3 separate regions of the Mus musculus genome follow, and regions 1 and 2 are each linked to region 3. The links are chromatin loops, found by intact Hi-C in ENCODE. Cell type or tissue: left cerebral cortex. All regions are shown on one strand. Each heading gives the region's core, and the rest is flanking DNA. Links, peaks and the distances in the headings are about the cores only.

Region 1 (11,016 bases), core at 1,854-9,853, 65 kb before region 3:
TAATAAATCCCAGACCAGAGAAGTTAAATGCTGAAGAGCAGAATATTTTCAGACAAGGGCGCTGAGGAGAGGCACACAGTACTCTGTATATATTGGATACTGTCTCAATAACTAGTTCTCAGCCCGTGGGGCCTTCAGTGAGAGCACTAGCATCATTTCCCTGGTGCTGATTGCAGAGAACCATTCAGGGTTCTTCAGAAAGTAGTTATGATTTCTTTTACATCATCTTCAGAACACCCGTAGTCCCCTGCCTATGCTGAGCCCACCCAAAGCCCATTCTTCTGTACAATACATTTTTTCTCTAGCACGCTGTTGTCAGCAGTCTGTTTCCTTCTTTTATCCTTTTTGCTGAACTCTTATGGCTGTGTTTACTAATATGTCTTGGTGGTCACGTAGAACTATTATAACTGAAAACTTCACAGGTGCCATACTTGTCTCAACAACAACAACAACCTGCCACCTGTAAATGAACAGGTGCCATGACTTTTGAAAAATAAAACGCACATTATCACTGCGTTGGTTGCAATGATAAGGCAGTAGGGTCTATATTCACAGTGACAAGATTTTTAAATTTTACTTATTCGTGTGTATGTATCTGAGTGTGTGTGTGTGTGTGTGTGTTGTGTGTAGATATATATGTTGGTGTGCATGTGTGTAATGTATACATGTGTGATATTTGGGGTGTGTGTGTGTGTGTGTGTGTGTGTGCTTGCTTTCTACCCATGGAAGCCAGAAGAGGGCATTGGATTCTATGGAGATGAAGTTACAAGCAACTGTGAACCACTCAACATGGATGTTGGCAATTGAACATGGTGCTTCTGCAAGAGTAGTCGGCATGTTTCAACTCTGAACCATCTCTCCAGGAGAAGTGATTTTAATGGAAGAGAATGGCTGAGGTAGTTAACCATCCCACAGTCGACACCCTCACATGATATTTACATAGACTTGGATCAATAATTAAAACACATGTAACTTCACTTCGAATAAATCCACCCTCTAAAAAGCTTATGATTACTTACACCCGAAGCTCAGAGTTGCCTCCGTGCTCCTGACCATTCCGTAGTTGTTGGATGCCAGGCAGTAGTACACCCCAGCGTCTTTCTGTTTGTCCGGGTTGTTGATAACAAGGTTTCCTCCGACCATACTGTACCGATCGTTTGTCAGGTCCACGTCCCCGTTATTCATTCTCCATCTAGAGAAAAAGACGTTAGTGTTACACTGAAACTCGTAAGTCTGGGAACTGTCGGGCTAACTTTACTCTGAAGTAATTCAAGTACGGTTCTCTGTGAAGGGAGATGATCATGTACACGAATCGACGGGGTTTCTAAATGATCGAGGATCCCGAGTATTTTGAAACATGAATAATGATTTAGCTAAGGTGGCAAAATGTGCAAACTCCCAACACTTTCCCACATCTTAAATGAAGAAGTATCCTAAAGGAAAATGGGTTATTGAATTCTATTCCTAAGATTGACTTCATGTATTCCAGAGATGAAGTTCATTATTTAGACATGAGCATACTTGATAGCCATATTCTGCTAGGTAGTTTCACAGGCACCTAGATACCTTGCATAAAATATTAAGACATATCTCGAGCAAAATTAAAATAAGAAGTATGAGTATCTGGCTAAGTAGCACAGCGATTTTTCAATAAAACTAAAGGAGACGGGCTGTGTGGTCAGCCATTAACACGCGTTGACCACTAGAGGGAGATCACGCAGTTTAAAATTGCTCTACTGGGTCTTAATCCAAACCACAAATGAAGTGGTAAATTCAAATTTTCTTCATCCTCAAGATATTATTTAGTGGTGCCTTTTCATATTATTGAGGGGCAACTTTTGTTGAAAGCATTTTCATCCACTGTATATTTGTATGTGTAACAGTGTCAATGAAAAATATCGTGGCTAACAACACTACTCTAGGAAGGAGACATTATTTAAAGTGGAATTCTGCCTTTTCTGAGTGAGTTGGAGAGAAGAATGCATGTAAAAAGACGTTTCACTTATGATTATAGTAAAAAAATTTTTTTTACAATTATGCTGTGCCGTGCCAGGGTCTATCTGTTTAAGCAATGTCCCAGGAAAAACATCAGATAAAAGTCCTGACCTTGAAGATCAGGGGGGCAGCTGTGGCTAGTTTCCAGATGCCAAATACATTCCTGATACAAGTGAAAGTAATGAAAAAACTGCATGACTTCAGAGTGTGTTTGTAAGTCAGGTCCCTAGGACATTTCCCTGTTATAATCCTTATGGGCTAAGAGCTCATTTCAAAAGCAAGAACACACAGCGTTCGTTCCGTTCTTGCTTGCTGCAATCACTCCAAATCACCTGCTTTGATTTCAGCAGGGCCAGTCTTGCCCTGGGCATGTGGAAGTGGTTTGGGGTGATCATCCCACAGGTTTCCTGGTCAGGCAACTTCAATGGTCGCGATTCTCCCCTGCTTTATTGGGTCCAAGTTGTGTTAATTACTTTGACTTCCTGTGGCTGGGGTTGTTTAGGGAATCATAATTTTATGCCTTGCTGTGTTTGGATAAATTCATGGTCTATTTTCAGAAATGTGTGTTGAGACCACTGGGCCTTCAGATAAGCTTTTATTGCAGCGCTCGCTTCTTGGGGGCGGAGAGTGGGAAAAAGTGTGTCAAGGCTGATGAGGGGCAAAGAAAATTCCTTGTTGTACCTCTCACCTTTCAGAAGGCCACCATGAATAATCCATCACCACAGAACACGCTCCAGATATAAAACTACTGTGCGAAGGACACAGTGAGTGATTACTGTGGACAGTATGGTTTCTTCTGTCATTCACAACATTTGAAAATCATCCTTTCTACCCAAACAAGTCTCTCATCTTCTCTTCCCCTTTATGCTTTTATATTGCAGTCTGATGCAGCTGCCTCTTTCAGGATTAAACGTCTACTTGGCGCCCCCAGCTCCCTATATTAATATACGGACAGTCAAGCCAGATCAAGCTGGGCTTTAGTTTGGCTAAAACCTGTTGGGTGGAGGGGGGGCATATTTTGCATTCATACAGCCTCTGTGCGGAGAAGGTCCATACCCCTGCCCATGCCATGTTCCTAGAAACACTGAGCACACACAGCACCTGCTGAATGGTTGCTTCCAAGCCAGGCTGGAGGCTGCTGGCGAGGCCAGTATCTCAGAATCCTCATCGCTGAAATAGGCTTGAGATTTACACACTATCTTTAGATATCATCGCACCTGTGCTTTGGTCAGGCATCTGTATTTAACTTACATGGTCAAGCCAATGTATCTAATTTAGTATTTAGCATCCTGTCTTGTAAAATTTCTGTAGATACATTTCCTCCACAGACTATCACCTATGCCAGCCCATGCCCAAGACCCTGTACAGAGGTCATTGAAGTAATTTTAGCAACCAAATAACTGTTAGAACAATTGTGTTCTTTGTAATTTATGTTGTCCACCCATGCACAAAATTGAAGCCATAAAAATAATGCCAGGATGGTGATTTTTATGCCTAAATTCATATCTTACTGTAAGAGTAATTTTATAATGATAGCCAGAGGCAGGAAAAAATGAACACAATTAGAATTAAGTGGTGAGAAAGAGATTTTTTTCCCTATAATAATTTTGTATAATAATAGAAAGCCATTTTATAGTAGGAAGGATGCCTACTATCGAAAATTAATTAATTCATAGACTTCAATTCAATCAGGTGATAATTGTCCACTGCAGTCCCAATTTCCCATAAATCACTTTGTGGGTTTCCCCCCCCCCCCCAGGAAACACTTCACAAAAGAAATTCAAATTCACTGGCATTTGGTTAACTTTCAGTCTTTGAATAAGATTACATTCATAAGTTTATACAATTGTATAAACTCTCTGTAGCACAGAAACCCATTTTTAACCATAAGAAAGTTTTTATGATCGCACAAAGAAGTCACTCAGGAACATCAATCAAAAGAGACACTGATGCAGCTCAGAAGGGAGATATACTTAAGACACAGTTATTTTTTGTACATGCTGGAAATACAGCTCAGTGGTAGAGTGTTTGCCTCACATGCATGAGCACCTAGGTTCAATCCTAGCAACGCAGGAAACTTTCTGCATTGTCAGAAATAGAGATTTGTGATCACTGAGAAAGGGTAACACATTCTGGAACTGTCTATGCGAAGAACTCTGAATGTAGTTCCTATAGAAATATTACTGGTCACCCAATGATTTGAGTTATCAAGGATAGTGCACATAAAATTATTTCATCTTCAAACGTATATACTTAATGCTTTTATGCAATATTTGTTTGTTCTGAAGCTTCAGTTCCGTTAGATGATATCAAATCTACAAGTATTGTCACCGAATAAGTAAATTCTTACATATATTTAAGAAAATTTTAGATAAATATCATATAGTGTTTTCAATAGTGTATACGTCAGTATTTGGATTGCTGTTCACGGACCCTATAGACTTGTCTTAAGTTTCTTTATAGATTTGAGGTCACGGATGCCACCTGTACTCTCCTGCCCTACCCCTCCATTCTAAAACAAGCTGTGGGTGGAGAGCATTACTTGTAAACTGGAAATGGGCTGGCGCGTGCCCGGCAGTTGAGTGACACTTTTCCTTCCAGTGACTCTTCTGGGTAAATGGTATTGATTGGCTGCTCTTCAAAAATGGGCCCAAATCCTTTGTCCTCCTCAGACACTGAAACAACAAAAAACAAGACAATTTTATAGTGTACACCCTTGTAACTCAAAGGAAATTTGGTTGCATCAAAAGTGCCTCTTTTTCTCTTGTTTCTCATGGTTTCTAAAGGTACCATTAGCCAGTTATTTACATCTCCCTTCATACACACACACACACACACACACACACACACACATATATACACACACACATACACGCACACACATATATACACACACACACACACATACACACACATACACACATATACACACATACACACACATACAAGCATACACACACACATATATACACACACACACACAAACATATATACGCACACACACATACACACACATATACACACACACATACACGCATACACACACACACACACACACACACACACACACACACACACACACATGCACATACCTCCATGAGTTTGCCTGAGCGTTTCTACTTTCTGAGACCATCATCCTGCTTTTCCTATTAAGTTTGTAGATTTGTGACCCAGCCATGGTGGTAATTCCTTCAGAAGGCTTTCTCCGATGCTCCTGTTTTAAACCATTCCCTCTTGTGGCCCAATGGCTTCCCACTTGGGCTTTGAGACTTAAAATACCTGCTTTGATTTTTGAGGCAACCTTCTGTCTCACCACACAGAAAGGACATAGAGACAGGTGACTTCTTTAATCACTATACCCAGCTAGTCAGCTGATTAGTGGGCTAGAATGTGAAGTTGCTTAAGAGTCTAGAAGGTCAGAATGAAGCAATAAATGAATTTCTGACTGCTCTGGGGAGATTATCCTCTTTTTAAGTTTTTTCTTCTTGCACACATGACCAGGATGCACACCCAGCATCATTTGGAACAACATATACACAAATTGAGAATATGGGAGTTGTGAACTGGCTTGAACCCATCACAATTGGTTTGTGCTACCCAGTTTGGGAAGCAATTTTCTGTGAGTCCATCCTGTCTGGAAGGAAGAACAAATGGCACCATACGGAAGGTTGTAAGAGGTGGGAGTCACTCACATATCACTGGCTCAGCAGCATCTGCATACCACAGCTAAGAGCCTAGTGTTCCAAATGAATTAGCAGTGAGCCATGTGCCTAAAAAGGAGGGAAATTCTTTCCTGATGTCGCTGAGATGGTTCAGATAGATGCAAACTGTGGCTCACTCCTCCAGCTTGTGTCATGACTGTTTTGTCTTTGTTTTTGGTTTCATTTATTTAAGATGGTCTCAGATAGCCCAAGCTGACATCATACCCCACATCTTCCTGACTCTACTGCCTCAGGTGTTGGGATTGTAGCATGTGCCATCATGCCAGAATCTTCCAGCTTAGTTATTCCCCTTTATTTAAAATATATTTTTCATGAAATATAATTTGATTACAACTCTACCCCTTCCTTTTAGTTCCTCCCCATCCAGATCCACAGCCTTTCTGTCTTTCCTTAGAAAACAAACACGTATCTAAGAAATAATGATAAAATAAAATAAAACACACTAAGAAAAAATAAATCAGCAGAGTACAAAGAAAAACAAAGAGAAGAAAAGGAGCCTAAGAAAGAGCACAAGAAACACATCTAAATCCAAAGGTGCATGCGTTCACACACAAGGAATTCCCAAACACAGAGAACTAGAAGCTATAAATATATGCAAAGGACCCTAAAGTAAAAACAATTAAATAATACATCATTTAATGATAATAGATAAAATAAATAAATGGAGGGAAAAGAATGACCTGACTCAGTGTTATAGATCAAAGAACCTCCAAAGATACCACTGAATTTATTTGGTGTTGACGATCTACTGCTGGGCATGAGATCTGCCTTAAGAGTGATTTGCAATCCCATAGGAAGAACAACAGTATCAACCAACCAGACCCCCACCCCAAAGCTCCCAGGGATTAAACCACCAACCAAAGAGTACACATGGGGGGACCCATGGCTCCAGCCACATATGTAGCAAAGGATTGACTTGTGTGGCATCCATGGGAGGAGAGGCCCTTGGTCCTGTGAAGGCTCAATGCCCCAGTGTAGGGGAATGCCAGGGCAGTCAGATGGGAGTGGGTGGTTGGGTGGGAAAGCACCCTCATAGAAGCAGGGGAGACAGGATAGGGGGTTTCCAGAGGGAAAACTCGGAAAGGGGATAACAGTTGAAATGTAAATAAATAAAATATCCACTTTTTTTTAAAGAGTAATTTATTTGTGCAGGTCACGTGCATGAGGCGTCACTCTTTGAGAGTTCATATATTTGTCAATCACACTGTGCTTTGAAAACCTTGTTTCTTTGGTGTCTTCCATCCCCACTGGCTCTTACACCTCTTTCTAGTTCCTCTTCTGCAGAGTTCCTTGAGCCTCCAAGGAAAGGGTTTTGATGGAGACATCCCATTTATGACTGAGTGTAGCAAGGTGTCACTCTCTACATATTGTCTGTGAGTGTATTTGTTCCCATCTGCTGCAGGAGGAAGTTTCTCTGATGGTGGCAGAGCAAGGCACTGACCTATTAATATGGCAGAATGTTGTTAGGAGCAATTTTATTGCTATGTTCCTTTTGTAGAACAGAAGGAGTTGGTTTTCTTGTAGGCCTCTGGCTGATCTAGCTTCAGGTTTTTTCTTGGCCACCCAAGCAGGGTTGATATGTTCATTTCACGGAGTGACCTTGAATCCAATCAGATATTGGTTGGTATTCCCATAAGCTTTGTTCCACCATTGAACAAGTCTCTTTTGAAGGCAGGTTGCCATTGTAGATTGAAGGGTTTGTAGCTGGCTTTGTGTTGAAGTATTTCCATTGGAAGCATGCTGAGTACTTTTGAGCACCATGAACACTAGTCTGTAGGTGAAAATGCTTTAGAGAGGCACCAGCTTGACTTCTCTGTGTTCAGTGGGTTGTGTAGGTGCTGTCTTCAGGAATCAGGCCTAACAGTCAGGTTGTGAAGAAGAAACAATAGCCTTGGCAATAACCTGGGTTCTTTGGGGGACCCCATGCTACTGCAGGGCCAACAAGTTGGATCTGGTATAACCCTTTCCCAGAAGCTTCATTTGTTAGCAAGAGATGTCCAATGGGGGCTCTGAGATTGCTTTCAAATAGATGATTTAACTCAAGAGGCATAATGGATTTTATCTTCACTAACATCAACCTATGAGATCCTGTCTGAAAATAAATTACCCACTAACAGTGGTAGACCCCTACCTTTTCTGTCGTACTAGCAATATATGTATGTATATATGTATGTATGTATGTATGTGTGTATATATATATATGTATATATATATATGAAAATATATAATGTACTATATATAATTGAAAGGCAATTCTGCAAAGAGTTTATATAAATATTAAATTTGTGGTTAAATTTGTATAGGTCAAACAGAGGAATTTATTTCTTCTTAATGGCAATAATTTGCACAAAGCATGTGTGTTCATTTTCCAATCCTCCAGTAGCTTCTAACTTCTACAGGAACTGACTATTAAACCTTAGTGGAATAAAATAATGAAGTTAAATTAATCTTCATAAGGAAAAATTACATTTAAAATATTTTAGTTTTCTCATTTCCAGGATAGATCAATACTATTTAATGAACATATGGTGCTTATATTTCTAGAATTTTCTACCTTGAGTAAGACAACGAATCCCCTCTAGGGCTTAAGAATGATTCTGAACATTTTATTCGGGAACTGAAATTGGCCCTGAAGAACAGCAGTTACTGCCTACAATTGTTATACTCAGCAGCAACACAACCCATCACCAATGTGGTCACTTCACGGTCCACTAACTCACAGGTGTGTGCCCGACTCAGATCAAGAGAAACATCTTCCAGGAATAGATAGCATAGCATCAGACTCAGGACAGGACCCATTAAAGCAAATCTATACCCAGCTTCAGGAAAGGGTGTCTCTGTCTCTTGATAGTCTAGCTGTAGGAAGATGCAGGTAAGAGTTTTAGATGTTCTGGAAGTTTTATAGAGTTGAGAGAGAGTCAGGGGAGGGGGAACATCTTAGGTTACATGAACATTTAATTAACATGTTTTATTTTGACCCGTGTTTTTTTTACATATAAACTCATTTTAATAAAAAATAATTTTTTAGTAACTATCATAACTCTACCACAGGAGTGATTACTTTATCAAATATGGTTTAAAATGTTGTTAAGAAAGTAAAAGATCACACATGCTTATTTGAAGTAACACTTGCAGATGAAGGACAATCAAATGCGATTGCTTCTCTGTGAGTGGGCTTTTCATGTTCATAGAGTACAAAGTCAGTCCATGGCATAATATAAAATTGGGTCCTCACATTTTTCCCATGTGGAGATGGTCCTCTGTAATCTTGCTATTTGGTATTATTTCCAAAAATTGAAAGTAAGACTGCAGTCTGTGCTTGAGAGTTATTTTTAGTCATTTTTATAACTGTCTTGAAATAGACTATATTTTCATTCTGAAATATGTCATCTGAATCTGCTATTAAATAGAATTTTTGCATAAGTGTGTTTTCCAATGAGTCTCAGAAAAATCTATTAGGAAAGAAAGAAATGGTACCAAAAATTGAAAAGCCTATTGTTAGAATCCTCATCATATTTACAGTATTTCTTATTATGGAGCTGAGAGTGGTTCAAGCTCCCTTGAAAGTCAATCAACTATCCACATGCAGCAAAAGCTATATTGTTTAGCACAAACTTCTTGACATTATTGGTTCTTTCTTCACTGAGAGAATCAGGATGTTTAGGACTTGGGTTTTAAATACTCTGGCACCTCCATCACTTAGGGTGATGGGTAAGAAGTAACATTGTACCAATTTAACATTCCTAACTATGCAATACTGTGAGTTCTTCCTTAAGTCCAATTTTTTAAAAGGATGGAGAAGATTGGATTAGCAGATTACGTTATATAGACTAAATTTTGCTTGGCTATTCATCACAGGTAGAGTCCATCATGAATTTATAGACCCCTTGGACCTTGAACCATTTCTTCAACTCTTAGACATGGCTACAAATATTTCCAGGATCCTTCATATCTGACTGTACCTTAAACGTAAAGTCTGTTGTAGCTGGAGAGAACCTAGACAACGTAGGGCCATGACATTTCTTTCAGAGGAGTCTGGGAAAGATTTCTTTTTGTAAACAGAGATAGAAGATGGGGGGGGGGAGAAAAAGGAGAAGAGGGAGAGGGAGAAAGAGAGGGAGAGAAATGTCCCGTCTTCACTTAGAATACTGTCTGTTCATGGGTGATAGCCAGCTGTGCACTTCAGGGAAAGCTTGAAGTGGCTTACTGCATTACATCACAGGTAGCAAAGAGGCAGTTGTTGAAACTTGCTATATTCAAAGAAGATATATCAACGGATTGAAAAGAACAAGCATAGGAAAGAACTTTTTTGTTACATTGGTGTGAAGAAGATGGACTAGTATAGAGTTTGAAAATAACATGTATTATTATTATTATTATTATTATTATTATTATTATTATTTATTGGTTTGTTAAGACAGGGTCTTTCTATGTAAGCATGGGTGTTCTGGAACTCTCTATGTAGACCAGACTTGTCTTGGATATCCATCTGCCTCTTCTCCTTCCAAGTGCTGGGATAAAAGCCATGTGTCACGATTCTCCCAGTATATGGAATGTATATGTGTTGATAGAGATAGCCATAAAGAGGGAGAAGTTGACAATAGGGAAAGAGAAAGTGGACATTTTCTGTGGCAACAGGTTAGATGGACCATATGAGATAGAACTACTGCATAAGAGCACAACAGGGTGTGGTGAGCCCTAGAAATGGCAGCACAGCACTGTTGCAGATATGAGCAGTGGTCAAAGAATATAGGGGCAGCCTATGGAATTGCCTTCTCGTCATTTCTAATCTCCCTACATAATTCCAGCCAAACCCAACATGTTGATGTCAGAATGCACAAGTATTTTAGAGGTGTGAAGAGAGAGAGCCCTATGACATGACTGAGGGGGGAAATGGCCATGTAAAGAAATGTTGTGTTTGCTGGGCAATCTTAGTATTCCACCTGAAGTGAAGGGTCACAAAGTTAACATAAAGGAAGTGTCCATATTGGTCATCAGGTAGATGAACATATGTATGTATTATGTCTTTCCTCAGAAATTCACCTTGCAAAAGGGGGGACTTTGGTATGCGCAGAGGCAAGGTCATGTGAGGAGCCACGGGGAGAAGCCAGGAACAGCCGAAGGCAGGCACTGGAGTTATGCCTTTACAATCACAGGGCCATATGGGGCCAACGGCAGCTGGAGGAGGCAAGGATTCTGCAGGTTCTAAGGGACTGTGGTTATGCTAACACCTTGAGTCTAGGTTCTATTTTCTAGGGATGTGAAAAAGATAAATGTATGTTCTTAGTGACTCAGCTAG
Region 2 (11,016 bases), core at 1,751-9,750, 190 kb after region 3:
AGGTGGGACCCTGCCCTGAGATTACCATTCTTTTCACACCGGGACCTGGACCTAAACTCCCTCTGTTCCAAGCTGACCTTTGAACTCAGGCTTACCTTTATATCTGCCTGACTGTACCTTTCAGACAAGCTGGCACATAGTGCGGCTGCCTCTGTTCCTTTAGATCTGTGAAGGTCCTTATACAATTCGTATTGCATCCTTACATTTTGCACATGACAATTTATATATTTTTGAACTGGTGTTTTTAGAGCTCTTTCCTATAGCCGTAAATGCTGCCCTGAAGGTCACAGCACTCTACCATTTTGCTGAGACATGGATACACCCTGGCCTTCGAGACTCTATTTTTCATGGAGTCATTAACCTTGGCAGAGGGGACATTCCTTGAAGGAGGATGATGAAAATATGTATACTATTATACAGCCAATCCTTTGCCTACAGCCACCATAGACACGACCCTCATAGAGCCCCACATCCTGCTGGCTCTGTTCCAGGGGCAGGAACCATGTCATCCTATCCCTTATATGGCCATGCCAGACTTGGCAGATTGGAATTATTCATCAGGGTTTGTCCAGCTTCTTCTTGGCCTCTGTACAGCAGCCATAGACAGGGCTCACCAGGAGAGATGATGTTATAATCTACTAGCAGACAAGGTAGGTCAGAAAACTTCTCTCTGTCTGGCTCTTAAAGAGCCTTCCTGGTAGCAGGGGAGATTAAAGCTGACTAATATTTAAGTCAAACCCCAATTTTGACCTAGGGATGGGGGACGGGCAGAATGCCTTTTGCAGGCATCCATCGGTGAGCAGATTTGTTCACAGGAGTCTATCCTAAGCTCCCCTACCACCACCGCTGTAAAGGATATCCTGCTCTAGATCTCTACTATCACAGAAGGAGAAGGTTTATACGCTGAAGATAATCAAAATTTGACTCGTATCTTACTTTCTGGTTTCAAATTACATTTTCTTCCTTCAAACTGCCCAGGATAGTCATTGTTTTTATTTTTATCCAATTTGTATTGACTCTAGCAAGGCAAAATAATTTTTCCTTATTGTGACTTGAGCCCATTTTTAGTAATTTTTTCTAAAACTTCATTTAGAGTATTTTCCCCCTTGGACTTGTAGAGCTCTCATTTTCTGAGGCAATTAAAAGGCTCTTTGATTTCTTGTTTGTCTCAATAGAGAGCTGAATAAATGGATAGGAAATTGCATTTCTATTGAAAATAAGGGAAAATATCCCTAAATACAGTGCCAGCACTCAGATATTCTTATATTGCCTCTTTTAATGAGGGATAAATGTCCTCATGCAAATTATTCTAGCTTCTGAGCACTAAGAATTGGCAAAGTACAACACACGATATTTTGCCTGTGTTCTCTGGGGGCTCTTGTATGCCTCAACTCCCCATGGTCCTTTTTATCTGAATGGCGCATAGGTTGAAATGTTGAAAATTTAAACTTCTGACCACCTCAAAATCTCCAATCAGAGTGACTGAGAAAGGAAAGGAAGAAACAGCAACAGATCCTGGAGAGAAGGTGGGAAAAGAGCTCAGCTAATGGGGACATGAATTAGTGTTAATTAATGGGGACATATGGGCATGGGCATGAAAGTTCCTGTACGTACAGAAACTGCCATGGACCCAGCTATACAACACCCGAGAGTAAACACGAGAGAATCAAAGCCATCAGATGGGCTAGTTAGCTTTGCATCAACTTGACCCAAGCCATTCGGAGTCATTTGGAAAGACAAAACCTTAATGAGCGAATGGCCCAATCAGATTGGCAGGAGGGCAAGCCTGTTGGCAGGCATAGGAGCAGCATTTTTTTTTTTTTTTTTGATTAATGATTGATGTGGGAGGGATAAGGTCACAGTGTGTAGCACCATGCTTAGGCTGGCAGGATTGGATGTTACATGAAAGCAAGTTGAGTGAGCCACAAGAAACTAGTTAGTAGTGTTCCTTCATGGCCTGCTTCAGCTCCTCCCTCCAGGCTCCTGTTTGGGTTCCTGCCCTAACTTCCCTCAATGGTAGTCCATGTTATGGAAGAATATAACTTTGTTTCCTTTTGTCTTCACATTACATGTGGTCATATTGTTTGATCACAGCAATGGAAACCCTAACTAAGACACCAGGTATGTCTCCATCCATGTTTGTTTTGTTCCATGCTAGTCACAATAGCAAGTCATAGAATTGATGGATATGGAAAGTGAGTGGGAGGAAGGGAATGGAGGGATGGAGGGAGGGATGGAGAGAGAGAGAGATTTTCAGCCACAATGATCAACAAAGTTTAAAATTGTGCCCAGGGGAATCTGTAGAAACGGAAGTGATCTCGTGAATAAAATAAAACAGACTCAGATAGACAGAGTTCTCAGGCTTTCATTTCAGAGCAAGTCTAGATTTTAAAAAGGAAATATAAAGAAGAAGTATATTTAGGGAAAGGAAGGACTGTGAGGGGGAGGAGTGATATCCTAGAGAAATGGGGTGATTAATATGGCCAAAGAACCCAGCATATCTAGAAAACTGTCAAATGAAGCAAGCATGCTACCTTGTTCTATTAATGCATGCTAATGTAAATTAATAAAAGTGAGCCTAACAACGTGTGGTTTCCACTTTGCTACGTGGTAAGCAGCTAAATTTCTAATAAGGAAGTGGACAATGGAGGGACTGTGGACAGCGTTGAAAGCTGCTTCTACATTGCAGGTCTAGTCCCTTTCCTTAAAAAGGCAGGGGGAGGGGGACACAAATCGCTGTTTTCATCTCATCAGACATAAATGAGTGGAACTGTGTAGTATGCCTTGCTGTAGATGATTGGCAAGCAGCAGACAGTACACTCATCTCTTCTGTGTCCTTTCAGAAATCTGTGTGAAGTCAGGTACGATATCATATCACATTAAATACTGTTCATTATTTTTTAAGACCAAGGAATTCTTTTTAATAGCAAATTTTACTTGGTTTAATTTGGGATGAAATTACAATTCCCCAGACAAAACAATGCAGCCAGCAAGGAATGACATTCCTGACAATTTTCGGGGTGGGGAGTGGAGAGTGGTCTCTAATGGCTCCCTTTGTGCCCTGTAATCTGATGTCATCTCCCGCCCCTGCACCTGGAAGTGAAGAACTCCCATATTCTGTGAGGAGAGTGTTCCCAGTGACCTACTTCTCTGCATGGCTGCTGTGTCACTTTCTCACCTGAAAGAACTGATTGATTTCAAAGACAGCAGCGCACTGAGATACTCTCTGATGCCAGGAGAATTAGATCCAGACCCAAAGGTGCAAGGGCAACCTGGACTAAAAATAGCCCACAAGCCTGAAAGTTGATTAACACCAAGAGAGTCCGTTATTAAGTCGCTCAATTAGAATATCTGCACTTGGAGAGTCTATTTCAACCTTTTAAGGCCTCATATATGTTAAATACAAGAACCTGGGCCTCACTGGGCACAGGGGAAGAAATGGGCAAAGGCTTCCTCTAGAAAGCAACATGGACAAAACGATAGGGGCAGGATGAAAGTTATTGTCTGCGCCCTCATCTAAATTTTCTCTCGGTTAGCATAGTAAAAATTTATTTAGTTATTATTTATTTGGAACCCTACAAACATTTTAAACTTTGAGATTTAAAATCTGTAACGCCCTCATGTGCATGCTATTTGCTGCTGGGTCATGCTGCAACACAGTGGCAATGTGATTCCAAACATTCAACAGGAAACATAAAATCTAACCACTCCCTAAAAAAAGAGCATTGGCTATCCCTGGATGGAAGGTTGGTTGCTCAGGCTAGCGTGGAGTCCTTGAGTTCTCCTCCTTTCCACCCATCACCAAGCCCTGCCAGCCAAGCTTCTTCACACTGCAGTCACCCCCTCCTCTCTGTGTGCCCACGGTGACAGCCCTGGTCCAGTCCACCAAATCCTCCTGCCTCAGCAACTTCAGTAATCTCTCAACCCTCTTCCTACTCTCCTTGTGTTCCTCAATCTTTTAAATTGGCAGACCAAAATTTCATGTTATTTATCTTATTACTCCCTAAATCTCCTGCCTACTGTTGGGTAAAGTTCAGCTTTACAGCGCTGGCTGGTAGAGAGTTAGTGGACTACCTCTGCCTCCTCTGCCTCTCCTACCCCTCCACTCTGCTTCAGCAGCTGAGCAGCAGGAGATTCCTCCCGCCAGCACAGAGGATCTTCTGTTAGCAAGCCGTGCCTTTTGGAGAGCGCTTCCATTTTGGCTGGATTGTGACAATGACTATAGCTCCGGTTTCCAGAATGAAAGCAACTGTAGCCCTCCCTATCCTGCCCAGTGGTCAAGAACAAGCAAAGGGCATGCTTCTCCTCATGGGGACATTCTCTGTCTCATTACCCCTTGGCTAACCTTAGCAATGTGCAACTGCTGGTGAAAATAGGAAACTTCCCAACCTCCCCCACACTCCTATCCCATACCTACCCTCGCTGGTAAGTGAAGGAAGACTCAGATTCTTAAACGGACCCCTCTGTGGGTTACTTCCCAAATAAAGGCAAATTGCTAGTGTTTTATCTGTTTTCTGTCTTTCCTTCTTGCTGCGTTCTCTCTCTCTCTCTCTCTCTCTCTCTCTCTCTCTCTCTTTCTCTCTCTCTCTTCCTCCCTTTCTCTCCCCTCTCTGGGATCTCTTACTTGTGTGTAACCCTAATTAGAATGTTGGAGGGTGGGGCTTCTTCTCCATTGTTTTTTGTCTTTTGTTGTTGTTGTTGTTGAACAGGGTCTCCCAGTGAGCCAGACGCTCTCCATTTAGGCTGGCTGGCTAGTGAGCTCAGGATCCACCAGTCTTTGCCCATGACACAGACACAGTCTCTCTAATTCTTCATAATGCTCATCATACCGTGAGCCTTCTATTTGATGTTTCATCATCCCATAGCTGACAAAGGCATCAGGCATACATGTTTTTGTTTGCTTGGCACAGAGCAGAGTACATGCTTGGTTAGTAAAGCCCTGGGTGGGCAAGCGGGTAAGAAGCTATAAATAAGTATTGCAGGGCTAGCAGGATAGCTCGGAAGGTAAAGAATGTTCCTTGCATACCTAATAACCTAAGTTCTGTCCCTGGATCCTAAGTGGGAAGGAGAGCACTGACTCCTGAAGGTCATCTAACTGCCTGTGCACATACCCACATGCGTACATCACACACATGTATGCTCTCACACACTGTGCACACACATAACCCAGGCACACACTCAAATAGCACTTACATCAAACACACACACACACATGCACACATCACACAAACACATGCTGTCACACACACACACATATTCTTATGCCTGTTACAGGCATACACATAGCTTTCTCATATCACACATACACACACTCTCACATATCACACACATACCATCACATACATACCGTTACACATGTTCACATATCACAAAACACTCATACACTCAGTCACACATCACACATACTCATACTCATATACACACTCATTCTTTCACATATGTCATAATACACACTCACACACATACACACCTATCTCAGATGTCACAAACATGCCCTCTCTCTCTCTCTCTCTTTCTCTCTCTCTCTCTCTCTCTCTCTCTCTCTCTCTCTCTCTCTCTCTCTCTCTCTCTTTCCCACACACAAAAAATAATATTTTTAAATTCTTATAGAAACAAAAACAATCTTTACCCTAGCCTAAGGGACAGTGAAGGGCAGAAAAGCATCCTGGAGATGCTTTATTTGAAATGAGTTGTGAAAAATAAGTGAAATCCTGTCAGGTAAAAAGGCAGATTATTAAAGGCTTTTTGCAATCTAAGTGCTGAGTTCTGACAGAAGGTAATGGTCTCAAAGACTAAGAAAATCACCACAGATGTGACCGAATCTCCATCAGGAGCACCCGAGACAGCCACGAATGCTTTTGGTTTTTTGTTTGTTTGTTTGGTTGGTTGGTTGGTTTCGTTTTAACTTTTGACCTCCATTGGTAACAAGTGAATTAATTAACTTTCAAATATAAATTTTATCATATGCTATTTATATTAAAACACTTAGGTTGAAATTGAGTATTTTCTTGGAAAGGAAACCTATTCTTTTTAATGACATAAATCTGTGAATTTGAATTATTTTTTCTTTTTTCTAGACAGCTTATTACCCAGGGGAATTTTCACATTGAATCTGTAAACTGGCGGTGGAGGTTGGGAGCTAGCTCAGTGAGTAACAGCACTTGGTGTTCACACATGAAGCTCTGAGTTCAAATCTCCAGCATCCATGTTAAAAAACAAAACAAAACAAAACAAAACAAAACAAAACAAAACAAAACAAAACAAAACAAAACAAAATAGACACCGATGCAAATACCTGAAACCCTAGGATAAGAGGGAGGAGACAGGCAGATGACAGCTCATTGGCAGACAGCCTAGCTTAAACTGTGAGCTTCAGACTCAGGAAGAGACCCTGTCTCAAATGAACAAGACAAAGAGTAATACTGGAAAAAACACCAGGCACCCTCCTCTGGCTTCTGCTTATTTATAAATGAATGTATAAGCCCCCATATAAAAAGGTATGCAACATAAACGTGCGTGCGCACAAACACACACACACACACACCACCCCCAAATAAACAAGTAAATAAGTAAAAATAAACACCAACCGGAAATAAGCTGATGGATTGATGGATACTTTAGTCTGTCGGGAAACTGGTCATAGTCTGATAATTTAAATGAGGACAAAACTAAGAGCCATGTAAGTGTTGCGAGAGGAGGTGACTCTTTGCTGCCACCTGGTGGCAGTCCGTTTTGCCACTGGACCCTCTTCCGAGCCTAATTTTAGATCTCCCTGAGGCTTTTAAGCCTCCAGAAACTACAATGAAACAATTTCCAGAGAAGGGTGCGCCTCCCACCTGACTGGGGCCACTACAGCGTTTGAGATGTCCAACGCTTTTCGCTACTTCTTTAGCAGCTAAGAGATGGGAAGACAACAGGATTAATCCATTATGGTAGATAACGGAGTCTAAGACGTGGAATTGAGAAGAAACTCGTGTTCCTGAACAGAACTCAGGACTGTTTCTTCGGAAACCGTCCCGATCACTAGGACTTCTTAGTCCGTTTTCTCGAACCGCTCCCTTGTACAAACAAATATGGCCTTTGAACCACTAGTCTACACACTCGTTTAAGAAGTGAATGGGACAAAAAGCACCAAACAGACTTGGGACGCACATCCCAGTGAGGACAGAAATATACATACGAGATCCTCTGAGTGTTGTAAATTATAATTGACATTCAGGAAGCAGGTGTGAGCGGCATGCCAGTGAGAGGACATCAAAGGATGAGGTGAGGGTGGCCTCCTGAGGACATGCACTTGAGATCTAAGGGAAGAAGATGTGCCAGTCACACAGGATTTAGCATGACCGTATTTGAGAGAAGTGTAAAGGCAGTAAGATGGCTAAGCCTGGACCACTCGATGTACACTATAGTTTCTACTTTAGTGGATTGAGGTTTCTAAGGCAAGGCAGTGGAAGATGAAGCTAGACCTAGGTAGTATTGGTTCCTGGGGCCTCTCAAAGGGAGATTAGAATTTGTTGTAAGTACAATGAATAAACATCGTCACGATTTGGGCAAAAGAATACCAGGCAATTTACATATTAAGTTTACTTCCTGGTAGCAAACAAGGCATTAAAACAAGACCACAAAGAAATAGATTTTATGAGCCACTGCGATCTCAGAAAACGTAGCTGGACAGACATTGGCAGGCTTCGAGGCCACTGATGACAGATATAGGTTGGATCGGTTGTGGACTCAAACTCCTGTTTTAGAAAGGGATTCATTTGGAAGAAAGGTATTTCTTTCTTGTCAAAAGAAGAAATCTGAGCTCCGCCTCTGCCCTGACTGGGTACCTGACATTCCAGGCTCCAAAACCATTACATCACTCTTTTCTTACAGTGGTTCTCAACCTTCCTGATGCTGTGACCATCTGACATAGTTTCTCATGTTCATCACCCTTCCCTGCAGGGGTCCTCAAGTTTCCTGATGCTGTGACCAGTTGATACAGTTGATACAGTTACTCATGTTGTGGTGACCCCCCCCCCATAAAATTATTTTTGTTGCTACTTTATAACTGCAATTTTGCTGCTGTGATGAATTATAATGTAATTATACATGTTTCCAATGGTCTTTGGGGGTCACGACCTGCACGTTGAAAACCCCTGCCCAAGAGTGACCATAGAGGACCCAGACAATCACCTGACTGGGAGACCACCCATCAGAAGAGAGGCTCATGGAGGGCATCCCCTAATGTGATGGAGAGAATAATTCTCTCGTTCTGTTATGAGATAATGTACCTATTCCCCAAGCAGCCCCTCCGTCCATGCAACTGCTACAGAGCTCCACTGCTGTTCTTACTCAATAACCATAACTTTTCCTATCCTCTCTTCCTTTCTCTTCCATGGATATCAGCCCAAATCCTAAGCACACTTGCTATGACTCTCTGAAAATACTCTCCTATTCTTCTCTAAAAAATCCCTCCATTTGATGAAGCTGTGTGCCTAATGACTTGCTGAACTTTCCTGTTCTCTTGGCCCCTTCCTCAGAAGACAGGGCTTTTCATCTTCCCCATCACCTTCCTCTTGGAACTGCAAAGATTCATAGCTTCTCTGCTGTGTCTACACACACACACACATACACACACACACACACACACACACACACACACACACACACACACACACACACCAAAGAACATACAGACCCAGAAACCAAAAGGAAACTTGTCCATTGTAGAGAAAAGGATGTCAGGAAGAATATTCATTAAAAATCAACTATGTTCAATTGTTTGAAGTCTGTTCACAAAACGGTGGTTGGGTACAGGCCTCTAATCCCAGCAACAATGAAGCATAGGCAGGCAGATCAAAGGCTATCCCAGGCTGCATAGTCTGTCACTATCTCAAGATTTTTTTTTAAAAAGATGTTTGCTAGTAAAATGGAAAATAACTTCATACTATTAATGAGTTTTATTTATTTTGATTTATTTTAATTCATGTCACTTTACTATGTTGGAATAAATATCCAATGTATGTATACAACATATATGCACATGTGTGTATATATATATATGTATATATGTACATATATATGTTTGCTAAAAAATAGTAAAATTAATACCTAAGTTATACTGAAAGAAAATAAAATTTCTACATCTCAGGATGCCATGAAAGGAATAACAAGAAAGTTTGTATTCTGGAGAGTATAAAGGATGGATTGGTGAGTTTTTACATCATGTACAGTTTACCACAAAACAATTGTTTATGTTTCTGTGTATATGTGCTGATGTGTAAGTATATGTGTATGTTTATGAGTATATATATATATATATATATATATATGGTAGTACATACAAACACACATATATGTTATTATATGTTATATATAATATATGTATATATATATATTATTCAATATTATATGAGGTTTTGCTTTGTGTCACCCTTTGATCTCTAGCTGGGACACTGGTGCTTATGGGTTTAGTCTTCTTTTTCACTGAAAATTATGTGAGATGATTTAGCAGTTTTGACTAGAAGACATTTTCTCTTTAATCACACTGACAGGCTACTTACGTTCTCCTTCTCTTATGAATACTGATAAGTTGTCTTAAAATGGCTTCTTCAGTTAAGTGAACAAATCCTTGCAATGGAGAGCGAACTGAAAGCCAGAATGGCAGACGTGTCTCAACAGAAATCTTACAGGAGTCTCTCATTGCCCTCAAATCTGCCTTTGGAAACTGCTAGAGGGCAGACACTGTCTGTATTGAAATTTGTGCTGGCTTGTTATTTGACTGTAGTAAAACCCTGATAATAGTATTAAAATAGAAACCTACCACCTTCCAGAGCATCAGTGATTGGCACATAAGCCAACAAAGAGCCAGCCAGGTTCTGGACTTGGACCGTGGGAGCCTGGTATGAGGCCCTAGTGTGTGAGGCAGTGTTGATCCCAGCATGTGCTTCTGCTGGGATTACATCCTCAGGCTTCATGGTGAGGTTCTCTGAATGGGTACATATGCGTTAAGCGTTGAAGTTTGGTCTATTGCTATACATTGCAATAAGTATTGTAATGCTATATGTATAGACAAAAGGTCTAGGGTTACTCATGACTTTTCATGTTTACAAGCTTTTGTTGTGCAAACCTTGTTCCTTGATTTAAAACTTTTGGTTAAAAAAAATTGGCTACAGCCAATTACTGGAGGGATTGGAGGTAGATGGATTAGGAGTGACCTTGCTGGTGGAGGAGAAGCCCAGAATAAAGAGGAAAACGGGCATGGAGGAGGAAGCTGTCATGAGGAGAGAGGAGCCATCAACATGTGGCCAGGAGAAAGAGCAAATGTCTGGGGTACACCGCTGGGGAGGTAGCCAAGCCTGCAGTCAGAAGAGTAGATTATGGGTGACCCCCAGGAGTTGTCAAAGCCAAAGAAAATAGCTGTAGTCTGAGTCTCATTTATTTGTAAGCTAGTCGGGCATAAGCTTAAACAGTTCTTACTACAGTTAAGTCAGGAAACAACCTTACACGTGGTTCCTATGAGTGCCAAAGACAATGAAGAGAAAACACATGGCACGTACTTAGGTTTCCCATAATGACAGAAGACTATTGCTTTCCTGGTCAGCAAACATAGGTAACTTAGGTGAGGGTCATACAAAAAAGGGGTAATTCTAGCTTTCAAAGATGATCTCTTTATGATTGTATATTGTGCTTCCGCGGAGGGAAGATTTACTAACTGTTTACTTTGAAGCAGTAAGCTCTGACCCAATTTCTCCAAGCCAGATGGCAAAGCCACTTCCAGCGGGGCAGATGGCCCTATTGATTTGCAGAACCGCGAAAACATCAGGCTTAGGAGATACTCTGGGATGCAACTGGTGCACCCAGAAGATAGAAGACGACCTTTGATGTTAGCCTGGGTACCAAGGAAGCACAGACTGTCAGAAAGAAGTGTGTGGCTTCACACACTCGCACAGTATGGAGGGTGTGAAGCGAAGCATTCAGAGCAAGCCAAGCTGCTCTCGCCAGCACCGGGCGCATTCAAGAAGCTTCATGAAC
Region 3 (11,016 bases), core at 1,773-9,772:
ATAAAAATAAAGTTTAACTTATCAGTGTTTTTGCTTTTTTTGGGGGGGGGGGACAGTTGGTTTAATGAAAGAAAGGTAAACCTTTGAGTTAAAAGGATGCAGAATATCATGGGTAGATTCATACATGGTCAGTTGAAGGTGTCTCAAAACTGTCAAAGGAATTTAGAAGAGTTACATGGATCTAGGAGAGAACCTGTAGTATCTTAGTGCTGAGCCCAGAACATGCCATTGCTACTTGCAAGTTGTGTTCATTGAATACATGGCTCTGAAGTGTGAATTGTTAATTCATGAACTATAATGAATAATCTCTCTTACCCACCTTTTAATCTTCATATTGAAAAAAGCTTTCTTGGCTGATTACTAATGGTAGTCACAGCAATTGTATAGTCACTATGCTGGAGACTCTATGTCTTTCTGAGAGCTGCAGTTGTCTAGTAAATTTTCTTTGCTTTTTTTCCCATTTCAGTTGACCCATTTTGTCAATGAAAACAGTGAAATACTTCTGTCTACAGAGCAACTGAACAAGGAAGTTCCTAATAAGTACTTTCTGAGTGAGGAATCTAGTGAGGTCCTTAATCTAAAAAAGATTCATGGTGGCACGTGTTGATAGGGCATAGAAGCAGAAAATAGGAGTTTGGGGCCCTTCTGTCCCACATCTTTTAGTCAACAAGATGGCTCAGAGACTAAAAGTGTTTTTTGTGCAAGACAAGCCAAGTTCAGCCCCTGGAACTCATGGTAAAAGGAACATTCTACTCCTAAGAATTAACTTCTAACTTCTATTTGCACATGGGTGCCTGCATTCACACACCTATGTGTGCTCACAGGCACACACACGGACACACACACACACACAGACACACATGCACACACACATGCATAGGGACACACATGCACATGGATGCACCCGCACATATCCACACACACAAGCACACAGGCACACGTAAGTAAAGGACTCACAAAGATAGACAAGACCATTGCATTTCATAATTGTACCTGAGACACTGAAGAACAATGACTCTCTCCCAGGACTCTGAGTGAACTGATTGTTTCTCTGCCTTTATTTACCCTGGGGACCTACCATAGTGTCTGTCTTCAATAATGCCTGCCATAGTGCCTACCATCATGTCTGCCATAGTGCCTACCATCATGTCTGCCATAGTGCCTACCATCATGTCTGCCATAGTGCCTGTGGAGTTTTCCATAAAGTGTTCCTTTGCTTCAGAGATTGGCTCCAGTTTTTATATATCAAAAGTGCTCGTGCTACATTCATGTATATGGGGGCAATGGGAGTAGCTTTGCAACCCATGCAGGTATTTAAAGGTCAGTTATAATGGGTATATTAAGCCAACCCTCTTTCTGCATATATTAGTGAGCCTGTCATTTATATATTAATCTATAGTAACAGTTATTAATCAAAGGGAACTTGGTTATGTTACTTAACTGTCTAAGGGTTTTCATGTAAGACTATTTCCTAAGAAAAATGGTGGTTATATGGGAAGTTGAGGCTGAAGGCAAAAACAGGACAAACAACATATTTACTTACTTAAGGTTAATGAGCACATAGCTATTGTCACTCCTGGTAAGCAGAGAAAACAGGACATTTTGTAAGGATAATGCTGTATTTCCATTTTCCATTCTTTTATACTACTCTTTTGAAAGAAATCAAACTTCTCATCCCTGTGGACCATATACCTCAGCATTATTTTCCAGCCAGGTCCTGACATATTTACATAATAAAAGCTGTCAAAAATCCAAATTTGCAGAAAACACAAAACTAAGGAATAAGATTAACTTTACATCCATGATCATTTTTTTACAGAATAAATTTCCTCCATAGTATGAATCTCTAAGTTTTACAATAAAGATTTTCCGTATATGAGATCTTTGTTCATTTAAAGCATTTTTGAAAGATTATAATAAAAGACATTTTAAAGGAAGATATTTTCCCAAGCTCAGATACAGAGGAATTTTGTAGTTGTCGTCTTTGATATTTATCTATTTGTTCTTGAACTTTGGGGCCCCTGTACTGCTCTATTTCTTTTATTACTGGTTCATTTAGCCCACTCCTGGCTGTCTATCCATCCATGTCTTCACTAGCTTCCCCTGTTCTCCTGTAGCACCTCTTTTTGCCAACTGATCTATCATCCTCCATCTGTTGAATTTGCTATGTTCTTTCTAGCACAACTCCGCCTCCGGCTTTCCTCCCAGCCACCTATCTTGCTGCCCTTCCATCTGCCAGCACGAGGAACATCTTTGCGACCTATTCATAACCAAAATCATGGCAAGTGTTACACATAAACTTACCAAACACTCATTTCTTAAAGGGCCAGCGCAATCACAATAACAACTTACTATTCACCCTCTTAAAAGATCAAATGCACATTTGGCATTTGAATTCTTCTACATCATAAAATTCTGAGCCATGTCCAACATTATTCAATGACAGGGTCTTGAACAATAGAATGACTCCACTTCATAAAACCTAATGTTTTAATACTATTCTTTGAAGCCTTACTTTCTGTGTGTTCCAATCTGTTAATTATGCAAGGTTCATTGTCCAGAATTCTGTATACAATGATTAGAGACAACCTTTTCTTTAATAGTACATTCTCACATTGGTTCGGTCCAGTTCAGTTCCGTGAGCTTAGTGTTACAGAAATAAGTTTTAATTAGGATATGTGCTACAGTTACCATAAGATATCAGAGACATTATGTAAACAATGCTAGCACTGGTAATTTTAGTTTTAATATTTTGAAACTTATATTGCATAAAGCATGAATCTTCCCTCTGTCTTGAAATACTTACTTGGCAATTGGAGGCTTGCCTTACTTAGTAGTTGGAAGCATACTGGAGGTTGAGTAGGTCATAGGAAAACATTCAGGCAACATTATACATTGTTGCCTATTCATAATTCAAAGTTATTTACCCTTTATCTACTGTGACTCTGACACTAGTTAAGGTCAGGTTTATAGGAGGCACGCTCTGGATTTATCTTTAAAAGGCATTTTGGCAAATAAAACACTTAAATTAGTGGGTGTTTACTACTCTAGTTATGCTAATTTGTATTGTTAAGATGTATTATAAGATGAAGTTTTCACATTTGCTTTTGACAGACTTTACTATTTGGGTTTGAAGATGATAGAAGATGTAGAAATGAGATGATACTCATTGGTTATTGAAAAGACAGTTCATTATCCTCACACCAGGAGGATTTGCACAGATGCAAAGAGGATGATCAGAAGGCAGAGCTAGTGAGGGGCTCTGTGTCTTTCAAGGGAAAAACAGAGATCATTAAGTAGGCTGGTTTGATTTCACAGGCTCTGGGACACAGGGAGTAGGCATCTTCTCCTTTACCCACTCTCAATGATGGAAAGTGATTCGTGGTCCAAAGTATGGGCCAGAATAACAAGACTGTTATAGTGTGGGTTCTGAGTTGGTGGTGTACACTTGAAAAACGAGTTCAATTCGTTCCCTAGCAAGGTCAAATATTCAGAACATAGAGAATGAATGACCGATGGCCATAGAAAGGAAATTTGAGAGTTATGTGATATGGATCACAAGATTCCTTGGCTGCAAATGTTTCCAGTGAGACTATCAATGTCTGTGATGCTAAGCATGTTCAGCATTGAGCCGTACACATTACTCTGGCAGGGAAGGTTTGGTAGCCTTCCCCATCACCTTTCTGCCCAACTCTACCATCTCTGTCCTCTGTTTCATGATTGACTTCAGAACAGATGCTTGGAACCTAATCAATGATACTTCTCATGAATATTCTACTACCAGGATCCACTTTAAAACTGGCAATACTTGTGTCTTCAGTTCTTCTATGACTTTTGCCAAATACTTTTGGCTGACAGTATATTGTACTTCCGCTCTCAAGTTTTTGTTTATTTGATCCCATTGAACATCAAGTCCATCTTCTCATGCTTATACAGGGCCAGAAACCACATTAGATCCTTAAATATACACTTATCACACTAGGTTGCCCTTGAGAGGAAATGTGTTGAGAAATTACAATAAAATGGAGTGAAAAAGAGGGTCAGTTGGTGAAAGAGACACTAAGCTGTTTTTATAAGACTGAACCTCCAGTCAGTTCTTTTTTTGTTTGCCTGTTTTTTGTTTGTTTTGTTTTGTTTTGTTTTTGTGAGATAGGATCTCTCTATGTAGCCTGAAACTCACAGAGATCCACGTGCCTCTGTGTGGGGATTAATGGCAGACAGCACCACACACCTCAGTCAATTTCAAAGAGCATTTCTGGGGACTGGAGAGATGGCATCACAGTTAAGATCCTTTGCATCTATTCCACTGGAACCAAGTTCAGTTGCTGGCACGGAATCCGGTGACTCACATTCAGCCATAAGTACTACCAGCTCTAGCAGCCAATGCTTACTTCTGCCTTCTGGGAACACACACACACACACACACACACACACACAAGCACATCATACACACAGTTACACATAATTAAGGTGTAGTAAAAAGTAAATTCTTAAAAAAAGAGTATATATGAAAAGTATTTCATATAGTATATTCAGGGAAAATGTTTCAGAAGGGACTACTTTGGACATTTTTCCAATGGGAGACAAAGGAGACGAAGTTTCTCCTTGCCAATCTTTGTTACGGTTCATACAGGGAAAGCTTTGTGGCTTTTGCAAGGATGGAGCTCAGGACAGTCCCTGGGATTCCCTAAGGGGTGCTTTCTTACTGTGCAAATAAGCTATTATTTAATCAATTTGTGTATGTGTTAATGTTTGTGAAAATTGGAGCAACATCCCTCTTCAAATATTGATTGCCATGTCTCTTAATCTCCCACAAGTGATTCACAACACCCACAGTCTTAGCTGAATTATTTTTATATGTGTGTGCTATTTTGCATGATTCTAACCTTTTTTTCATTTGTCCTAATAAGGTTTAGTTGTATAGGCTTGACAAGAACAGATCGGGAAATGAGAGAGAGAAGAAAACTTGTTATTCCCACAGATAACATGAAAAAAGAATATATCACTGTTGGTCCAATATGCGTGGAGTCTGGTTGGGAAGTAGAAGAGAAAGCACACTCCTCTACTTCAATTTGTTACAAAGTGGGTCCATTTCATATCTATATCATACATACTCCCTATAGGAAAATTTATGAGTCTATCATTTTGAGATGTTCATGCCTCCTGATGTCTCACTCTAAAATATTAACAAAAAATTTTTAAATGTATCACCAAACTTTACATTAATGAACTACATTCAGAATTCCTGAAAGACTAGTGTTTAATAAGCTTGATGCATATAAAATCCCAGTTCTATTGATTCCCATTTCATAGTTTGTATTTTGTGTCTGGCTACTACATCCATCCCTCAGCCAGATGCAACACACAGTACTGTTATCACTCTCACCACTCAGTATTTACTACTCATCCTTAGGCAACAGCATCCCTAAGTTTCTGTCCCCCTCCTGTCTTCTCCATTTTCCTTTGGATGCTAAGAACCACCTCGGGCAGTAGGCATTTGAGAACTGAATACTGTGGCTCAGCATCAGGAGACTCCAATAGGCAGGTACTTCCCTTCCCTCAGAGAGAACTCCACCTGTGACTTCCCTAGTGTGACTGGACTAGACTAGTCCTACAGACTGAACACATCAGCAGGTGTAAGCCGTCTGTGCCACACCAGGCTGCTGACACAGGCCCAGGGGATGGAGGAATGCTGGCAGAAAGGCTGTGTTCTGGGAAAGGATTGGGAAGTGGATAGCCTGGCGGCTTCTCACTGTTACGGATTTCTTTGTTTTTCAGGAAAATGAAGCCCATTGAACCAGAAAACAATCTGGTTGGCTTTCTTGACTTTGGTGACTGATAGATGGTGACCATATTTTTAAAATTTAGTCTCAACAAATATGCTTCATGCATATTATAGGTCTTATAACTTATGAATTATTATATTGCATATATATATTCACTAATAATGTAAATGTACTTGGAAAAGCATCCTTAAGGAATCTCATAGTTTAAGCCTTTCAGTGAATACTTATTGATCTAGTTTTATACCCTAAAATGAAGCTTAGGGATTCGTGTGCTGGACATTTAGTTGCACTTAGGAACTGCCATGTTGAGCAAACAGTTTTAATTCACAAAACCCTATTACCGATAAGGTCACGGAGTACTCTGTGTTCAGTTTGCTAAGTCTACAATTGTCATAAGCTTAATTTTTAAAAACAGCAGGAAAAAAATAACTCTAATTTCCAAGTAAATTTTACAGTATTCTTTTGTAATTCTTGTCATTTTGGAATACGGTGTTCTTGGCAGCCAAGGAAGAACATAGGTAAAAGTCAGGATGCCAGGAGGCAGGGGGGGAGGGGGAGGGAAGGGGGGTTAGGATGGGGTGGAGAACTCTGGGAGGGGATACCAGGAGGGAGGGGCAACATTTGGGCTGTACATAAATAAAGTAATGAATTTTTAAAAAGTCAAACTGTCTCATTTCTGACAAGGTCTTCCCTCAAGGACATGTTGTTGCAAATCGTTCTCTTTACTTACATCTGCTAAAAATAAAAAAATAAAATTAAATTAAAAAAAAGCAAGGCAGTTTTTTGGGTATGACCGAGTACTGCTGCATTTTCGGGTCTGATCACCTTTGAGAACAATTTGAAATGAGGACGTCAAGGTAAGAATCTGAGCTGAGCCCAAGCCCAGCCACAGCCCTGCTAAAACTTCTCCAGCAGGAGGTGACTTCCACTTACCGATTCAGCTCACTCCCAGGCTGCCCCTCCCCACTCGGCCAGCACCCATCTAAGCAAGGCGCACACATCTAAGTTCCTGCACGTTCTCGAAAAGCCATTGCATGAAAAATAAATACTTCACACCCATACCGTCTGATATATGAAATAATGTCATCTCTCGGTTTACACAGTAATAAGTGAGGCTGGACGAGGAAATCTATACCATCGGCACCGCGTCACCGTTATCCCAACTGGGCACATTCTCCTTTGCAATTACCTAACCTAGAGAAAAATCGTGGACTCACCGTGTGGGTTGAATCATCTGCCGATCTTGCTATAATATCTGCTTCAAATTGCCCCTTTGAATAGACTCAGGGAGAGTTATGACACAATGGGCTTCTCTTCTGCAGCAGAAGGCAAGTTAAAAGGACCTCATGCTGTGACCTCAGAGGCAGGCATAGCCGCTCCCATCCTTCAGCCAACCTTCTGCAAAGAACAGGTTATAAGACTGCAAAGCTGGATCTCCACATAGCGATACTTTCAAATAAAGCATTCTGGGCTGTGAGCTGTGGATTTACATTCCCGAACCTGGCTGGCTGGAGTCAATGCTGCTTCTGTGCCTGAAAATATTAAGCATTTCACTGCAGTCGCTTCATGCAAGAAACTATCTGAGGCGACTTCACAAACCCTGTCATTCTGTTCAGGGACTAAAGAATGAGCAGGGCATGCATAATTCATGCATTGGAGTCTTCAATGCACTTCCTGTAGCCTGGGCTCTACCCAGTAATGGGCTATTGATCACCTCATCCCTAAGACAATCGCAGAGCCCTGATTGGTTTATTTCCACAAATAAAATTACAACCTAAATCATAGGCAGAAGTCTCCAGCCCGGCTGCAGCCTCTCAGGGAAGATATTCTCAGTGCCGAAATGACATCTGCAAGCTGCAGAATGTCGAAGCTGGACTCTTTGGGGGCAGAAACGACAGAATCTGCTGTTTTCGTTCGTTTGAAAGGGCAAACTCAGTGCAGGATCAACCCAGGTATTCCATACTACCGGTATAACGCACAGAGCTGTTTCCTTCTCTGTCACCGCAGAGACATCAACAAGAACAAATGAAAATTAAGACAAAAATTACATAAAAGACACACACGCGGCAGCAAGTAGTAGAAGCGTTTTTACCTGCCTCCTTCAGTCACAGTTCTTAGAAGAATTATTCTAAAATAGTTAGCTTGTCATTTCGGCGATGTGGAAAGGGTCCCTTCTATTCGAAATCACAGCGGATCATGTGATTATCTCTATTAAATATTCTAGACCATAATTACTTTTTATTCTGGGTGTGTCAATGTTCTGAGTTTTTTTTTTCCCCTCTGAGCATTTAAGCTTCAAAGAACATATCATTGTTTACACTGGCTGGAAAAAAAACCCCAGCTGTTCAACAAGATGTACATTTAATTATGCCTAGATTCACTATAAAGAAAGAAACAGGTCCTAGCACTTTAAAATGCCATCATAGTATTTGCAGAAATACTACTGTGGGAGGTCCTTGTGAAAATGTGTGTATCTATAATTAGTGAACATCCACTACTCAAAGACCTCTGGACTAAAACTAGTTGTCTGGTGTTTCTACACAGGAGGTGCAAACATAAGCTCCTGAAGCTGCTGAAAGCTATGAAGTCATGTCTTCCCAAAGCCTTTTTAAACACACACACATGAGTGCACACAAACACACTTGCAATTGATATTCCTATGCTATCACACTTGATTCCCTCATAAATCCAGAGGGAAACATTCTTGCCTTGGGGCTAAAAAACTACAATGTGAGAACAACCATTTTCTTACCCAGCACTGTAGATGGTGCAGAGCAATTGCCTTTTAGAGAAGCATGACTGTGTGGTCTTCAATCTGTCAACCAACAGTAGATTCTAGCTTTTAGAGGCAGTACAGGTATTGATGGAGACACAGGTGCAGTGGAGAGATAAGTTGAAAACTGGTCCTTTTTTTCTAAGTTAATATGAGGAAGATCTGCACCTGACTGATGGAGACTCTTCTAGAACAGGCTGTATGGCAGTGTAAGACACTAACCATCCAATTACTTTGGTAATAATAAGCCTATATTCATGCTATTTTCTTATGCCAAGGGTAGTTCTTATATTTATAGTTATATTATTTATATTTATATGTTACTGCCAATCTAACAAAATTTAATTAAATTACATGGTAGATCTTTTCTTATAATGTTTTTCTTTCTCTAATTAATGACCTTTGACACCAAATATAGGATTGAAGGGACTCAGATTTAAAAAAATAATCTAATTTAGAGATCTACTAAAAGACACAATTTCTCATAAAAGATCATCTCATTTAAAATAGCAAAAGTTGGGAATAGGGAGAGATGGCTCATGAATTAAGAGCACTGACTGCTCTTCTGGAAAACCTAGGTTAAAATCACAGAACCCACATTACAGCTTGCAACCATTGGTAACTCCCGCACTTTCTGGTCTCTGACTGCATCATGTAAACACACAGTAAACAGGGATGCACGCACACAGAACACCCATATCAATAAAATAAAACAAATAAACCATTGTTCTTTAAGTTAAAGTAAATAGATACATAAAAAGAAAAAAGATGGTTTTGGAATGTACTGGGTATGAGGATATGAGGGTACTATCATATAGAGAATTTAAATTCATGATGTAATGTTCAATAACTATAAATGACATGATTCAATAGTGTATGTCTAAGAGTTTTAGTTTGGTCCATCTTTCTAAATAGAGTGGGAAGAATTCCCATGTCTTTTTCCATAAAAATTATGCATGACATCTATCTAAAATGAATTACATATGGCAGTTATCTGAAAATGGAGAGAACAAACACATGCGCACGCGCGCACGCACACACACAGGTGGATACTTGCACAAGAGACATGGGCAGGGAGTCAAATATTTGATCTAGAATGAACAAAGAATTAGGAGCCATCAAAAATAGGACAATGATATATAAGACAAACAATGACAACAGTAAATCCCAAAGAATTCAGAAGGCTTCAATAAGTCCTGAATGAAAGAGAGTGCAGAGAGGGGACTACAACACCCCCAGGGTAAAACAAAGCTTGAGGCTGTAATAAAGACCCAGTGTCCCTTCTCCTGAAGTCTGGCTATTCCTTGAGGAGGGTGGAGGGGATGACATTTAACCAATCATTCCAGAAGGATGGAAAAGAGACATGGTCATTTCAGGTAATTTGATCGCCTGGCAGATCAAAGGACTTTCCCACATTTTGAATTTACTATACCTGCACAATGTAAAATAAATTCTGCAAAGGACAACAAAATAAATTTAAAAATTAGGAATAAACCAAGGCACGTGTTAGATTGTCAAATCTGTGATATGTATTAAGATGTATAACTGATCTTAACTCCTATAATTTTAAACAATGTATGGTGTTTTTTGAATAACCCAGAAATAGTCAAATAATTAATAATAATATCATAATATATTGGAGGAAGAATTCATTGTTTTTAAGACAAGGAGCATGAACTATATGGAGGATATTGTGCATCTTGCAATTGAAAACAGTTCTTCTATTTGTTTTACCAATATCACAGAAACACTCTTGCTCTCATCCCTCTGATTATTTTAAAAAGTATTTGTGCAACATCTACATGCCAGAAAAGTTTTCTCTACATGCTAGAAAGCCAACCATTCATGTAGCAGAGTTTGCATAGTATATATATAGTAATATATATACTATATATAATTTCAGAAAGCATGTAAAATCTTGATTTAAAAAGTTGTATATAATAACTGATGCACATAAATATTTGAGGAAAATTCTAGAACACAGAAACTTAGCCTATGTGCTAAGTACACGCTAGACACATGCAAATTCCTCTTAACTGTATTCCAATATTTCAGGCATTATGGTGGAAATATTAGCATGGCTACCTATCCTAAGGAGAACACTCAGAAATGAATCCTTTATGGGGGAGATACTTAAAGAAAATGATTGGCGTAACAGATTAACACAGGTTGTAATGATGCACCGTGTATCAGGCTCTTAACAATAAGACCCTGCAGTGACATTCACCCTTCTTGAACATCAGTCATGCACAGTGAGAGCAAATGTGTGTTTATCAAAATTTGGGTGAGAATTAGGTAAGAGCACAGAGCACAGTCACAAAAAATTGCACTGATGGTCCTGAAAACACCTTCCATTGCTTCATCTGTACATTTTTATTAATCTCACAGAGTCACTAGGAAATTTAAATATTGTCATTACCTTATGCCACTTAACACAGTTTCCGTGTAACACCTTTT

The links. Peaks named below come from ENCODE experiments on the same cell type or tissue, not always from the same donor. Only the 100,000 strongest peaks of a DNase experiment are listed, where the experiment ranks them.
Region 1: a loop joins it to region 3, with 2.0 times the contacts of the local background. A loop is called at or near these places in 5 of 42 quality-filtered maps.
Region 2: it touches region 3 in a loop (4-fold over the local background); 4 of 42 quality-filtered maps call a loop at or near these places.

Annotation. Positions count from the first base shown.
Region 1 is chr15:92,222,277-92,233,292 of GRCm38, reverse strand. Cntn1 (contactin 1) reads right to left here. Exons shown (of 24, transcript NM_001159648.1): 4 at 4,538-4,670; 5 at 1,020-1,192. Among named protein-coding and RNA genes, the nearest start is that of Gm36901, 27 kb to the right of the region's middle. In left cerebral cortex, for the core only: no CTCF peak of the experiment used is centred there; no DNase peak of the experiment used is centred there.
Region 2 is chr15:91,965,279-91,976,294 of GRCm38, reverse strand. No RefSeq gene overlaps it. Among named protein-coding and RNA genes, the nearest start is that of Cntn1, 80 kb to the left of the region's middle. In left cerebral cortex, for the core only: a CTCF peak has its summit at 6,723 (motif pointing left); DNase peaks (open chromatin) are centred at 4,225, 6,721 and 7,011.
Region 3 is chr15:92,157,649-92,168,664 of GRCm38, reverse strand. The region is part of intron 1 of Cntn1 (contactin 1); the gene reads right to left. It overlaps Gm36901 (a long non-coding RNA gene), which reads left to right. Exons shown (of 4, transcript XR_003951622.1): 4 at 1-1,347. Among named protein-coding and RNA genes, the nearest start is that of Gm36901, 38 kb to the left of the region's middle. In left cerebral cortex, for the core only: a CTCF peak has its summit at 6,684; DNase peaks (open chromatin) are centred at 4,334, 6,774, 6,989, 7,380 and 1 more place; H3K4me3 peaks cover 2,619 bases; H3K27ac peaks cover 1,722 bases.